Regions from separate parts of the Homo sapiens genome. Here region 2 is linked to region 1. The links are chromatin loops, found by intact Hi-C in ENCODE. Cell type or tissue: endothelial cell of umbilical vein. All regions are shown on one strand.

The links. Peaks named below come from ENCODE experiments on the same cell type or tissue, not always from the same donor. Only the 100,000 strongest peaks of a DNase experiment are listed, where the experiment ranks them.
Region 2: it touches region 1 in a loop (7-fold over the local background); 79 of 110 quality-filtered maps call a loop at or near these places.

Annotation. Positions count from the first base shown.
Region 1 is chr7:97,841,831-97,849,830 of GRCh38, reverse strand. No RefSeq gene overlaps it. Among named protein-coding and RNA genes, the nearest start is that of ASNS, 27 kb to the left of the region's middle. RefSeq lists a silencer at 3,090-3,270. In endothelial cell of umbilical vein, no CTCF peak of the experiment used is centred here; no DNase peak of the experiment used is centred here.
Region 2 is chr7:97,100,023-97,108,022 of GRCh38, reverse strand. No RefSeq gene overlaps it. Among named protein-coding and RNA genes, the nearest start is that of SDHAF3, 14 kb to the left of the region's middle. In endothelial cell of umbilical vein, a CTCF peak has its summit at 3,182 (motif pointing left); a DNase peak (open chromatin) is centred at 3,182.

The DNA.
Region 1 (8,000 bases):
TTTTTTTGTTTGTTTTTGTTTTGTTTTAGACAGTCTTGCTCTGTCACCCAGGCTGGAGTGCAGTGGCTTGATCTCAGCTCACTGTAACCTCCACCTCCTGGGATCAAGCAATTCTTGTGCCTCAGCCTCCCAAGTAGCTGGGATTACAGGCAGGTACCACTGTGCCAGCCAATTTTTGTGTATTTAGTAGAGATGGAGTTTCACCATGTTGGCCAGGCCAGTCTCAAACTCCTGGCCTCAAGTAATCTACCCACCTTGGCCTCCCAAATTGCTGGGACTACAGATGTTAGCCACTGCACCCGGGCCTAGTAGATGACTTTTAATGATAATCTTGTGTTTGTAGGTGCTTAAGTTGCCTAAACCTAGAATGATTTGATTCTAGGCATATTTATTCCTGGTAAAGCCTCAGACAGCCAAGCTAAATGACATCGAAAATACTTGGGAAACTTGGTTGAGAATGATTACACAGTGTACATGACAAGATTCATGTATGACATAAACCCCAAATTGCCAGTTTTCCAGGGAGTGGGGTCTGGCTCTAGATTTTTAACTTTAGTGACTGAGATTTGGCATATTTAGTTATCACCCAGAAGTTTGATAGTAAAGATACTTAGTTAAGCCAATTTCATAGCAGCAAACTATACGTCAATTATAATGGCAGCACCTTTCTGGATTTCAAACTACACACAAGGCTTATAGAAGGTTCTTGGCACAAAGAATAAAGCTAGCTTTTTCTCTTCTTTTGCAATTTAAATTATAGAAGATTTGAAGAAACGGCCCTTGAATTGTTGTACACATGACTTAATAGCTCACTTATTGGCTAAACCTGTTTTCCTGGATATTGGTAATTTAGTGCCAAGGAGGCACTAATCTACACAGCATCTCTAACAGCCAATAGTCCAGTTCTTTTGAGCATAAACTAAAAGATTATTAGCTGATGTCATTCTGCCATTTCAGTCTGATGTGAGCACTGTCGTGAATGACCCGCCCTTTAGAGGTTTATTTCACTTTCTCTTAAAATCTGCTAAAAGGTACCGTATAGTTTGACAGAATGATACACTTCTATTTTAAAAAAAAAGAAAAGTAAAATCCACCTAAAATCTACTTTTAAAGTTTTAACATTTTCTTGAAGATCTTTTGCTACAAAGGGACAATTGTATATGTGTGGTAGGTTATCTTGGTTGACATAAGGCCTGAAAGCTTCTTAAGTCCTTTACAAGGAAAAACATAAAAAGGAACTAACCTTAAGCCTATGATAGCCCAGTCTCCAGAGGATTATACTTTGTGGGAAATTTGCTTGTATTAGACTGTGATATGAACATCTTGAGCCCACGGAGTCAGAGCATGCTCCTGAATGCCTCCTGTCTTGGAATTGCCTTAGTTTGGTCTAGAATCTTTGATAAAGGATCATTGGACTAGGTCCCTAAGAAGGGAAAGTCTGGCCACGAAGAAGCAAAGTGGAAGCTGGGCAGGGAGGCAGTTATGTGTGGTTCTAGACTGTGCAGTGGAAAAATCAATACCAAGCATGTACTTTGCAGCTTTTCTAAGTACTTTTATTGTGTTAGCTCATTCCAATCTTAGGAAGTGTGGCAGATTTTATTTTCTAAAAGTGGCCATAGCAGTGTTCCTGGTCCCATGTACTCTTCCGGAGCCTGGCTGCCCCCGTGAAGAAGCAGCCTATTTCTTCTCTCCTTGAGCCTGGGCAAGATTTTGCAATTGCCTAGTAGTAGAATACAGTGGAAGCGATGCTGCATGACTTCTGAAACCAGGTCACAAAAAATGATGTAGCTTCTGCTTTCTCTCTTTTGATGTATAAGGAAGCCCAGGCCACGTGGAGAGGCTGTATGTGAGTTTGGGCTGACTCCCCTAGCAAAGGGCTTAGTCGACAGCCAACAGCAGCCACCAACTGCCAGCTGTGTCAGGGAGTGAGGCTCCAGATGGTTCCAGCTGCTAATCTTTGAGTATTCTACCTGGAGCCCATGCATGGGAAGGAGAGATGAGCCATCCCTGTTGTGTGCTCTGTCCAAGTTCTTCATTCACAAATCTGTGAGCATAATAAAAAAGCTTGTTTGACACCATTAAGTTTTGTGGTTTCTTACACAGGCATAGTAACTGAAACAGATGAACACTGTTACCCCCATTTTACACATATTAAATACGTTGCTCAGTCATTTGGCTAATTAGTAAGTGGTGGAACCTCAAATTAGCTAGGTAGGTTGACTGCAGAGCCTTTGAGTTGTTCTTTTCTAAATATTGTCTTGCAATGTCAGCCTGAAACTATATCCTGGGTCTCTGGTGTGAGTTGGGAGACTAAGGGAAAGGGCTTTTATTGGGAGCAAGAACAGGGATTGCAGGGAATCTCCCAGGGATGGCAGTGAGGCTAACTGTTTTCTGTAATGGCATGAGCTAGGTGATACTGAAAAAACAATTCCAAAATTTCAGTGCATTGTCACAAAAGGTTTTTTTTTTTTTTTCTCAAACTATGTGTCCACCTTAGCCCATGGGGGGCTCTGCACATTGTTGAGGGGGTTATAAGCACTCTGGAACCGAGGCTGATGGAGGGACGACCTTGACATAATTCCACCATCAGCAAGGCAGGGGATGGAGAAAGTGGTGAATTATTTACTGAAACTTAAAGCTTCCACTCTGAAGTGACACATCACTTTTGTTCACATTACATGTAAGTCACGTGGCCACACCTAACTTCAAAGGAGCATGTACCAGAAAGGAAAATAAAATATCTGGAGAATAGCACTAGTGACTCCCCAAATCTGCTCTTCGGTAACAAAATACTGAATTCACTCTCCTATGCAAGAAATATATTCACCCCCTTTGGAAGGTTACAACTGTGGAATTCCATTGTGCAAGGATTCCAAGCCCAGAGTTTAGGATCTCTGGGTGATGTACTTATGTGGAAATCTATTTCAGGGCTGGAGACGGCACTTCATGAACTAAGAAAAAAGTGATCTGCTCCCCATCTGTCCACTGCATAATTCAGCAGGAATAGAATAACTGCGGCAACAACAAAACATATTCAAAAAGAATAAAACAGAAGAAATATAGCAAGCCCTACTTAGGAGCAATTTTGACATCCTGTGGTCAGTCACTTGAGGGCCTCCAACTCCAGCAGAAAATTACCCTTCAGGGCTCATCAGCCGCCAAGTCATCAATGTGTTGGCAGAAGGAGGCAGATTGAAAGAACTGGGAGAATCAGTATCTGAGCACAGGTGAGAAAGGGAACAGTTTGTAGGGAAAGGGTTGATTTCGAGCAATAAAGCCAATTTGGCTCATACCATTATAATTGTGGTTATACAGAGTAAGTGTTAACATTAATTGGTTACCCTTCCTGAGTGCCAAGGACTGCTCTAAAAGGTATAATCAGTCTTCACAACAGTTTGTGAAGTTTGTTCCTTTGAGCTCATCCATGTTTTGTGGATAAGGAAAGCAACATACAGAGGTGTTACATTGCGTGCCTGAGGTCACATAGCTAACACCTAATAGAAGTGGGATATTGGATCCCAGGTTTCAGGGTTTTAGAGACCTTATGCTTAACCCCTACTCTGTGTTACTTTTCAAAGGGATAGACTATAGAATATAATTACATACATGGAAAAATTATAATTCCATATTTTTTCTCTACTTCTGTCTTGTTAATGGGAGTATATGGCCTATTTTATGGGTAGCTCATAAGTTATTTAGGATATCTATAAATTTAAGCATAAGATACTATTTTAATTTTTAAAATTTGCCATGAGCATGTATATGTATGCATCAGTGGAGTAATTTAGATCTTCTGTGACTTAGATGTGATTTTGATCTTTGTGAGTTTTTACCTGATTTCAGGACCTACCTAGTCAATAAATTGATACTGATAAATTAATTCATAGTCCTCTTTGCAACTTGGTGAATTTTTAATAATACTAAGAAAGCCATACCTAGAAATTGCCAGTATATTTTACAAATTGCTTGTGGCAGTATAAAATATTTATTTACTATCTGAGGGCTACAATATAAAACAAAACCACAGGGTGGCAGCAACAACACATATTTTTCTCTGGAGGCAATTTTATGCCTTTTCTGAAAGGTAGTGGTGTGGGGAAACTTTTATGCTAAATTGAAGAGATGACATCTTTATTTCATAAAATCACCCACGCACCGAAGCTCTATAATTTGCTATAAGTAATTAGTGAGCAGTTTTAATAATTAGCTATAAGTAATTAGTGAGCAGTTTTAACTTGTAGACATCATATGACTGTTGTACAGGCCACTATGAACTTGTATATGTATTGTTTTTGTGAACCTTTTATCTCCCTCTTCTTTGATCCACTAGCCTAAACATACCTGCACGATGTGTATTCTTACATAAGTGAGATCCTTTATAATCTGGAAGGTAAGAAAAGATGTGAACAACCTCAAATCTGCTATTTGCTTTTTGAATGTAGCAAAAATCTACATAAACTCATTTTCATAATTACCCACTCTACTAAACCCTGGCTTGTCTCAGTTTATGCAAATGTAGCTAAAAGACAAAATGTGTATTGAGCACTTAGTTTACACATAATACCAGCTAATGTGTACTGATGACTTACTGTGCACCTAACACTGGTGTACAACCATACTCAGTCTCTATGACAATTCTGGGAGGCACCCACTGTTGGTACCATCCCCATTTTATGGCTGAAGAAACAATGTATAAGCAGCCCAAACACTGAACAAGAAGATGGTCAATTTGTGGCCAACAGACTCGTCTGTCAATTATAATGGATACCACAGAAAAGAGCTCCATATTACAAGGCAATTTGCATATGTAGACAGATGATTCATAGAACTTGGTGAGCCCCCATTACGATGACCTTCTTTCTATGTAAGAAGTGCCTTTAGTTCCTACCAGCAAAGCTGTATCCTCTATCTATTAACTTTATGCTTCACAGAATTGAACTCACAGGTAGTGGATTTAGTGGAAATGTTGGAAGTTATGGAGCAGCAGGTTTGAAAGTGGAGGGGCAGGTAAGAACCCAGCATGTCTGTTGGTCCATTTCAGGGAGTGAGAAGAAAACACAGTGAAAAAGAATGATTTAGGCCGGGCGCGGTGGCTCACGCCTGCAATCCCAGCACTTTGGGAGGCTGAGGCGGGCGGATCAACTGAGGCTGGGAGTTGGCGACCAGCCTGACCAACATGGAGAAACCCCATCTCTACTAAAAATACAAAATTAGCCGGACCTGGTGGTGCATGCCTATAATCCCAGCTACTCGGGAGGCTGAGGCAGGAGAATCACTTGAACCCAGGAGGCGGAGGTTGTGGTGAGCCAAGATCGCGCCACTGCACTCCAGCCTGGACAACAAGAGTGAAACTCCATCTCAAAAAAAAAAAAAAAAAAAGAATGATTCATTATTGCATAAAGTGGCTGGGTTTCTGGGGCTCTGTACCAACTGACCAGATCAAATTCAATGAACTGCTAGCTTGGGAGCTTTGCTAAACACACTGAAGGCAACCTTATAGCAATCCTATTACATTATTCTGTGACCAAGGATAATGTAAGACATTATCTGTTTTATTTGGCACAGGAGTTATATAGGTTGTATGCTCCCAAATGACCACACGGTGGGGTAGGATGATCCTCAACTGACTGTTCAACAAACGGGAATTTTTCTATTGGTTTTAACATCTGAATCTTGTGCATCTGTTAATTTGTAGTTTAGCTCTTTTTGTGGTCATAGATTAAAACCAAAACCCCAGCTAATGACCTTGTACACATCTTTGTCATATTGTGCCATGTGATACGTAATGTCACAGACCTTGGATTGCATTGCAAAGCCACCTTTCTTCCATCTTCCTGACATTGAAATACACTATTTCCCGTGCTCCACCCTGACTCTGATTCACTTTGGCTAGTGGTGGGGGAGGTCGTCTCCCTAGCAGAAATAGTGAATACAGGAGAAAGCAAGGGTTGGGAAGGGCCACTGGGAAAGGGGGGGAAATGTGAGTTCTTCTTTGGGCAGTAATATGGTTTAGATGTTTGTCCCCTCCAAAATTATGTTGAAATGTGACCTCCAATGTTGGAGGTGGGCCTAGTGGGATGTATTTGGGTCATGGGGTCAGATCTCTTACGAATGAATGGCTTAGTGCCATCCCCTTGTTGATGAGTGAGTTCTTGCTCAGTTAGTTCACATGAGATCTGGTTGTTTAAAAGAATCTAGACTCTCCCCCCACCCCTGCCCCCACTCTTTGCTCCCTCTCTGGCCATGTGACCTGCCTGCTTTTCCTTTGTCTTCTGCTGTGAGCAAAAGTTCCCTGAGGTCTCCCCAGAAGCCTAGCAGATGCTGGTGCCATGCTTGTACAGCCTGCAGAACTGTCAGCCAAATAAACCTCTTTTCTTTATCAGTTACCTAGTGTCAGGTATTCCTTTGTAGCAATGCGAAAGTGAGAGGTGACAATGTGCTAGCAGCTTTCGCTCGCTCTCAGCCTCCGCATCCACTCTGGCCGCGCTTGAGGCGCCCTTCAGCCTGCTGCTGCACTGTGGGAGCCCCTCTCTGGGCTGGGCAAAGCAGGGGCCGGCTCCCTCTGCTTGCTGGTTGGTGTGGAGGGAGAGGCGCCAGCGGGAACCAGGGCTGCACATGGTGCTCACAGGCCAGCGCGAGTTCCAGGTGGGTGCAGGCTCGGTGGGCCCGCACTCTGAGCAGCCGGCTGGCGCCGCTGGCCCCGGGCAGTGAAGGGCTTAGCACCCGGGCCAGCAGCTGCGGAGGGTGCACTGGGTCCCCCAGCACTGCCTGCCCGCCTGCGCTGTGCTCGAATTCTCGCTGGGCCTCAGCCACCTCCCTGCGGGGCAGGGCTCTGGACCTGCAGCCCGCCATGCCCGAGGGCCCCCCCGCCACCACGGATGGCCAAGCCTCCCCTAGAGGGGAGCCGCCCCCTACTCCCCAGCGCCTGGTCCCATCGACTGCCCAAGGGCTGAGGAGTGTGGGCACGTGGCACAGGACTGGTGGGCAGCTCCACCCAAAGCCCCCCACACCTGATCCACTAGGTGAAGCCAGCTGGGCTCCTGAGTTGGGTGGGGACTGGGAGAACTTTCATGTCTAGCTGGAAGATTGTATATGCACCAGTCAGCACTCTGTGTCTAGCTCCGGGTTTGTGGATGCACCAGTCAGCACTCTGTATCTAGCTAATCTGGTCGGGACTTGGAGAACTTTTATGTCTAGCTAGAGGATTGTAAATGCACCAATCAGCACTCTGTGTCTAGCTCACGGTTTGTAAACACACCAATCAGTGCTCTGTGTCTAGCTAATTTAGTGGGGACTTGGAGAACTTTTGTGTCTAGCTACAGGATTGTAAATGCACCAATCAGCACTCTGTGTCTAGCTCAAGGTTTGTAAATGCACCAATCAGCACCCTGTCAAAACGGACCAATCAGCTCTCTGTAAAATGGGCCAATGAGCTCTCTGTAAAATGGGCCAATCAGCAGGATGTGGGTGGGGTCAGATAAGGGAATAAAAGCAGGCTGCTAGGCTCTCTTTCCATGCTGTGGAAGTTTTGTTCTTTTGCCCTTGGCAGTGAATCTTACTGTTGCTTGCTTTTTGGGTCTGTTTTGTGTTTATGAGCTGTAACACTCATGTCAAAGGTCTGCAGCTTGGCTCCTGAAGCCAGCAAGACGACGAACCAGATGGGAGGAAGGAACAACTCCAGATGTGCTGCCTTTAAGAGCTGTAACACTCATCGAGAGAGTCCGCGGCCTGATTCTTGAAGTCAGCGAAACCAAGGACCCACCAATGTGGGACACAAAAGGACTTAGAACAGGCAGAAAAGTTTGTGATGATGGCAGTGGACATATGGACCATGTGATATGTAATATACGTTATCACCCAACCAGAAATTATATACTGACATACTGCAAGGGGCCAGGCAGGTGAACATGTGAAGCCTCTTGGGCAGGGATGGGGAGCTGTGGCCAATGGCAAGGAAAGCCCAGGAACAGTTTGCTCCTCAGATCCGGCCTTTTCATGCC
Region 2 (8,000 bases), 740 kb after region 1:
AAAATAGGAATATTTGTTTGGATCTAGAAAGAATTATATATGTATAATATATAGTATTATATAATTACATATCTTTATATATTTATTAACGTATAATTTTACAGGTGGTAAAATGGGCCAGAGAAGTTAAGTGACATCCTACGTTGAATGGGTGTTGATTATGAAACTGGTCCATTGTCCCATAAAACTGATGTTTATGGTTTCTTTTGAATAAACATAGAAATAGACCCTCCCAAGACTTTTTTAGTTATTCCCTATATTGTTTAACGGATAATGGCAAGAAAAAAATGTCTGGGAGATTCCTAAGACTTAAGAAAGTTACATTTTTCTTATCTGAGTTACTTTCTCAGGAAACCAAACATCAGGCCTTCCACATAGTATCAAGGAACTGAAACTTACTAAATCACTGCATTTGGACAATGAGATGCCAGATCCCTTAGCCATTATTATTGCCTAACTGACCACCTGCTTCCTGTTGGCCAATTCCTCTTCCTTACCCCTCCCTAATTCCTGTTTTCCCACACATAGTTACTTTTCTTTCCTGGTATATAAACTTTCAATTTTAGTTGGTCAGGGAGATGAATGGAGATGGATTTGAGACTGATCTCCGATCTCCTCAGCTATAGCACCTGAATAAAGCCTTCTTCCCTGGCAATACTCTGTCTCAGTGATTGGCTTCCTGTGTGGTGAGCAGCAGGACCTAGACTGAATCCCTGGAGTTTCAATACCAATTATATAAAGCCTTAAAAGGCACACAAAGTAGTTCACCATTTACAGAGTAGGAAATGAGGAGTTACTGGGAGATGTGAGTCAAGAGAATTGGTGAAAGCAGTCTTTTAAAAACAATCTGGCAGCCATGTGCAAAATAGACTATTGAATGAATAAATACCTTCATTTAAACAAAGGGCCTTGCATGAATCCAGGATGACAACATGCCTGAAGAACATGATTAACTCAACTGTCTGCACTTGAGCCAAAGAAGACAGCAAGAGATTTCCAGGAGTTCATAACACATAGAGGCAGGCAGAGCTGTGGGAGCATGGGCATGAGACTATGAAGGACATTGGATTTAAGGACTGACCGGATATGAGGAAATGGAAAAAAAGCTGAATCTAAGAGGTTTTCATGTTTTCCTTTGTGGATGTATAATTGAAGACAGAAAGTCCGGAGAGAAAACTGCTTGTGGAAATGCATTTTATTTTAATCACACTGAGTTTGAATGGGGCAGCCTACCCTACATGATGCATTGAAAATTTACCTAATAGTGTCAGTGCAGTTCCTTTAATCGTCTAAGTCAGTGGCTCTCAACATCTGCTGTATATTACATTCACCTGTGAAACTGGTAAAAAAAAAAAATAATAAAATACTGTTTCTTAGGCCTCATTCTAAACTGCTTGAATGAGGCCTCAATTCAAACCTCCAAGGGTGGGCTGAGACATTGATATTGCTTAGAAGCTCCAGGCAAAGTGATTCTAATGTGCAGCCAGGATTCAGAACCAGTGATCTAAATTCCCATCTTGGAGACATTTGAGTTCTGGGAAAGTACACAAGATATTACGGCACTGTGTTAAAAACTAATTATTAAATGTTCAGCCTTTTCTGTACTAAAGAGTCCTTGCAACAATGGGGGAAAATATTGTTATATAGTTAAGAATATTTTAAACCGTAAAAGTGAAACTTCTCTCTGAGGAGGAGAATGTAAAGTGAAAACAGTAAAAACATAACTTTGAGTTATATCCACATTTATAAAGTAGGGGGAGGTGATTATAATGTCATGATCTGAAGAGCACAGCCCAGAATCTTTCCACATGCCATATCCGCAATACCACATGTTTCTCCAGGAAAATGATTTAACTTTTCCAGATAACTAATGAACATTTGGAATACAGCTTACTTATACAATCATCTCTTGATATATATGGGGAATTGGTTCCAGTGCTTCTCCTCTGCTCCCCAGGTACCAAAATCTGCAGATGCTCAAGTATATGATAAAAAATGGCATAGTTATTTGCAAATAACCTATACACATCCTCCCGTATATCTTAAATAATCTCTAGATTACTTATAATACCTAATACAATATAAATAGTTGTTATACTATATTGTTTAGGGAATAATGACAAAGAAAAGTCTGTATATGTCAGTACAGGTGCAATTGTTTTTCTGAACATTTTTGATCCTGAGTTGGTTAAATCTGTGATGCAGAACGCATGGATATGAAGGGCTGACTGTACAATGTTGGCACTCTTAATAAAGATCCATAAAATCTCCATTATCTATATCTTCTTCCTTCCTACTCTCCTTCAACCCAAACTTTCCACCAGAACTCTTGATTATATCCCAACTCTTCTGAGGAGTGTCTTCATAACCCCTTGTTCTTTCTCTCACAGGCATTTTCAATTATTTTCTTCATGATATTATTTCATTGAGCTCACAAACACTCACGAGAATACTTCAGGTTAAAAGAAAATCTCTCTATTCTGCCTCCCCTTTAAGCGACCATCCTGTTACTCTGCTTTTTTTCATTGACTTGAAAATATACATTCCTATTCCCACTTTCTCCATCTCCATACCCATTCCTCATTTAATCCCCTGCCTCCTCTTTTTTTTGAGACTGAGTCTGGCTTTGTCACCCAGGCTGGAGTGCAGTTGTGTGATATTGGCTCACTGCAACCTCCACCTCCCCAGGTTCAAGCGATTCTCCTGCCTCAGCCTCCCAAGTAGCTGGGATTGCAGGCTAATTTTTGTATTTTTAGTAGAGATGGGGTTTCACCATATTGGCCAGGCTGGTCCAGAACTCCTGACCTCAAGTGATCCACCCGCCTCAGCCTCCCAGTGTTGGGATTACAGGCCTTGAGCCACCACGCCCAGCCCATTTGACCCCTTTTAACCTGGTGTTGGCCTCACTATTCTTCTGAAATCTCTTTCTTCAAAGTCACTAGTCATTTGCTTCTGTTCACACTCCTACCCCCTCCTGACTTCCTAGAAGTCTTTGCATCTTTGCCTTCCACACATTTGTGCTGCCCAGGCGATCCCACCTTCAGGACCCCACTCCCTCTGTCTTCTTAACTGGCTGTAGTTCTTCCAGCCCACAAATGTGAACAAGTGCGAAGGCTCAATCCAAACATGACTCCCTGTCAGCGCTCTTGTCCCGGCCAGCTGTCCCCAGCAATTACTGATGCTCTGCTGCCCCCGCCTGGCCAAGCCCATTCTAACCACTTCAAAGGCCTCACTGGACCCTTATCTGGAAAACCGCCAGCATAGCTTCTCAAAAAGCTGTTCCAAGCCTCATACACACACCTCTGACCTCTCCACAGTTAAGAGTCTTGCTCTCTATATAACCACAGGATAAGTCCAAACTGGGTGTCCTGTCATCCTTTCAGAGTCTCTGTTCCAAGCTAAACTCATCAGTTTTCTCCAAAGACTTTTCTCTCTCCACGCATCTGTGACATCTTTCCTTCTTTTGATACATGTCATTGTCGAGGAATCCTTGTTTTGACGCTACTTTTGTAAATCAGTTGCTTTTTCTCCTTGCCATTGCCCCACCTGCCTAGACTCTGTATCTCTCAGTTGAAGGATTGCAACAGTCTTCTAATTGCATTTCCTTTCTTTAGTTTTTTTTCTACCTCCAATTAATAGGACATAACATATTCAAATTGATCTTTTTAAAACATGGCTTCACTCAGGTGTCTCCCACAGCCCACCATCTTCCAAAGCTTTCCCACTGTCCTCAGAGTACAACCTGTGCCCCCAGGATATAAAGTCACATTGTAATCAAAGGCAACTGGCAGCCACACTATTACTAACTCACTTTTTCATAGCACTGTACTTTCATAGTACATAGCACTCTTAAAATTGAAGGAAAACAATCTAAATAATTCAGACAAAGATATCAACTTCATAAGGCCATTGTCATTTAACCTACAGAAAGCAAAAGTCAGTAAATATATAAACAAATGCAAAAAAATTGACAAGGGACATTATCTCCCTTCTCTCTGTCCTCCTCAAATTAGAATGAATTTACAGTATCTATTCTGTTTTGTTGTTGTTGTTTATTTCAGCAGTTTTGGGGGAACAAATGGTGTTTGGTTGCACAGAAAAGTTCTTTAGTGGTGATTTCTGAGATTTGGCGCACCCATCACCCGAGCAGTGTACACTGTACGCAATGTGTAGTCTTTTATCCCTCACCCTCCTCCCACCCCTCCGCTCAAGTACCCAAAGTCCATTATATCATTCTTATGCCTTTGCATCCTCATAGCTTAGCTCTCACTTATAAGTAAGAACATATGATGTTTGGTTTTCCATTCCTGAGTTACTTCACTTAGATAATGATCACCAACTCCATCCAAGTTGCTGCGAATGCCTTTATTTTGTTCCTTTTTATGGCTGAGTAGTATTCCATGGAATACTATATATTCCATGGAATACTATATATGTTATGTCCTATTAATTGGAGGTAGAAAAAAAACTAAAGAAAGGAAATGCAATTAGAAGACTGTTGCAATCCTTTAACTGAGAGATACAGAGTCTAAGCAGGTGGGGCAATGGCAAGGAGAAAAAGCAACTGATTTACAAAAGAAGTGTCAAAACAAGGATTCCTTGACAATGACATATATCAAGAGAAAGAAATATGTCACAGATACATGGAGAGAGAAAAGTCTTTGGAGAAAACTGATGTCATTTATATATATATATAACATATATATATAAAACATATATATATAAAACATATATATATAAAACATATATATATAACATATATATGTAATATAATACCATGGTGTGTGTGTGTGTGTGTGTGTGTGTGTATGTATATATATATATACACACCACAGTTTCTTTATCCACTCATTGATTGAAGGGCATTTGGGCTGGTTCTATATTTTTGCAATTGCAGATTGCGCTGCTATAAACATGCATGAGCAAGTGTCTTTTTTGGATGATGACTTCTGTTCCTCTGGGTAGATACTCAGTAGTAGGATTGCTGGATCAAGTGGTAGTTCTACTTTTAGTTCTTTAAGGACTCTCCATACTGTTTTCCATAGGGGTTGTACTAGTTCACAGTCCCAACAGCAATGTAAAAGTGCTCCTTTTTACTACATCCATGCCAACATCTATGGCCATTCTTGCAGAAGTAAGGTGGTTTTGCACTGCAGTTTCGATTTGCGTTTCCCTGATCGTTAGTGATGTTGAGCATTTTTTCATGTTTGTTGGCCATTTGTATATCTTCTTTTGAGAATTGTCTATTCATGTCCTTTGCCCACTTTTTGATGGGGTTATTTGTTTTTTTCTTGCTGATTTTTTTGAATTCCTTGTAGATTCTGGATATGAGTCTTTTATCAGATACATAGCTGGCAAAGATACTCTTCCACTCTGTGGGCTGTCTGTTTGCTGATTATTTCTTTTACTGTGCAGAAGCCTTTTAGTTTAATTAGGTACCATCTATTTGTTTTTGTTGCATTTGCTTTTGGTCATGAAGTCTTCGCCTAAGTCAATATCTAGAATTGTTTTTCTGAGGTTATCTTTTAGAATTTTTATGGTTTCAGGTCTTAGATTTAAGTCTTTGATCCATTTTGAGCTGATTTTTGTATAAGGTGAGAGATGAGGATCCAGCTTCCTTCTTCTACATGTGGCTTGCCAATTACCCCAACACCATTTGTTGAATACAGTGTCTTTTCCCCACTTTATGTTTTTGTTTGCTTTGTTAAAGGGCAGTTGTCGGCCGGGTGTGGTGGCTCATGCCTGTAATCCCAGCTTTGGGAGGCCGAGGTGGGCAGATCACGAGGTCAGGAGATCGAGACCATCCCAGCTAACACAGTGAAACCCCGTCTCTATTAAAAATACAAAAAATTAGCTAGGTGTGGTGGCGGGCGCTTGTAGTCCCAGTTACTCGGGAGGCTGAGGCAGGAGAATGGCATGAATCTGGGAGGCGGAGCTTGCAGTGAGCCGAGATCGCACCACTGCACTCCAGCCTTGGCGACAGAGCAAGACCCTGTCTTAAAAAAAAAAAAAATGTCAGTTGTCTATAAGTATTTGGCTTTGTTTCTGGGTTCTGTAGTCTGTTCCATTGGTCTATGTGCCTATTTTTATACCAGTACCTTGCTTTTTTGGTAACTATAGCCTTGTAGTATAGTTTGAAGTTGGGTAATGTGATGCCTCCAGATTTGTTCTTGCTTAGTCTTGCTTTGGCTATGCAGGCTCTTTTTTGGTTCCATATGAATTTTAGGAATGTTTTTTCTAGTTCGATGAGAAATGATGATGGTATTTTGATGGGAATTGCATTGAATTTGTAGATTGCTTTTGGCAGTATGACCATTTTCACAATATTGATTCTACCCATCTATGAGCATGGGATGTGTTTCTATTTGTGCCATCTATGATTTCTTTCAGCAGTGTTTTATAGTTTTCCTTTCAGAGATCTTTTATCTCCCTGGTTAGGCATATTCCTAAATATTTCCTTTTTTTTTGCACCTGTTGTAAAAGGGGTTGAGTTCTTGATTTGATTCTCAGCTTGGTCATTGTTGGTGTATAGCAGTGCTGCTGATTTGTGTACATTGATTTTGTATCCTGAAACTTTACTGACTTCGTTTATCAAATCTAGGAGCTTTTTGGATGAGTTTTTAGGGTTTTCTAGGTATACAAACATATAATTGGTGAACAGTGTCAGTTTGAGTTCCTCTTTACTGATTTGGATGCTTTTTGTTTCTTTCTCTTGTCTTATTGCTCTGACTAGGACTTCCAGTACTATGTTGAATAGCAGTGGTAAAGGTGGGCATCCTTGTCTTGTTCCAGTTCTCAGGGGGAATGCTTTCAACTTTTCCCCATTTAGTATAATGTTGGCTGTGGGTTTGTCATAGATGGCTTTTATTACCTTGAGGTATGTCTCTTCTATGCCAATTTTGCTGAGGGTTTTCATCATAAAGGCATGCTGAATTTTGTCAAATGCTTTTTCTGCATCTATTGAGATGGACATGTGATTTTTGTTTTTAATTGTTTGTGTAGTGTATCACATTTATTGACTTGTGTATGTTAAACCATCGCTGCATCCCTGTTATGAAACCCACTTGATCATGGTGTATTATCTTTTTGATATGCTGTTGGATTTGATTAGCTAGTATTTTTGTTGAGGATTTTTGCATCTGTGTTCATCAGGGATATTGGTCTGTAGTTTTCTTTTTTCTTATGTCATTTTCTGGCTTTGGTATTAGGGGGATACTGACTTCATAGAATGATTTAGGGAGGAATTCCTCTTTCTCTATCTTGTGAAATAGTTTCAGTAAGATAGGTACCAATTCTTCTCTGAATGCCTGATAGAATTCAGCTGTGAGGCCGGGTGTGGTTGCTCATGCCTGTAATCCCGGCACTTTGGGAGGCCAAGGCAGGTGGATCACGAGGTCAGGAGTTCTAGATCAGTCTGGCCAACATAGTGAAACCCCATCTCTACTAAAAATACAAAAAATTAGCTGGGTGTGGTGGTGTACACCTGTAATCCCAGCTACTCGGGAGGCTGAGGCAGGAGAATCACATGAACCTGGGAGGCAGAAGTTGCAGTGAGCCGAGATTGTGCCATTGCACTCCAGCCTGGGTGACGGTGCGAGACTCCGTCTCGGGGAAAAAAAAAAAAAAAAAAAGAATTCAGCTGTGAATCCATCTGGTCCTGGACTTTTTTTGATTGGTAATTTTTTTATTACTGTTTCAATATCACTACTTGTTACTGGTCTATTCAGAGTTTCTATTTCTCCCGGATTTAATCTAGGAGGGTTGTATATTCCCAGGAATTTATCCATCTCCTTTAGGTTTTCTAGTTTGTGTGCATAAAGGTGTTCATAGTAGCCTTGAATGATCTTTTGTATTTCTGTGGTATCAGCTGTAGTATTTCACATTTCATTTCTAATTGAGCTTATTTGGATCTTCTGTCTTCTTTTCTTGATTACTGTTGCTACTGGCCTATCAATTTTATTTATCTTTTCAAAGAACCAGCTTTTTGTTTCATTTATCTT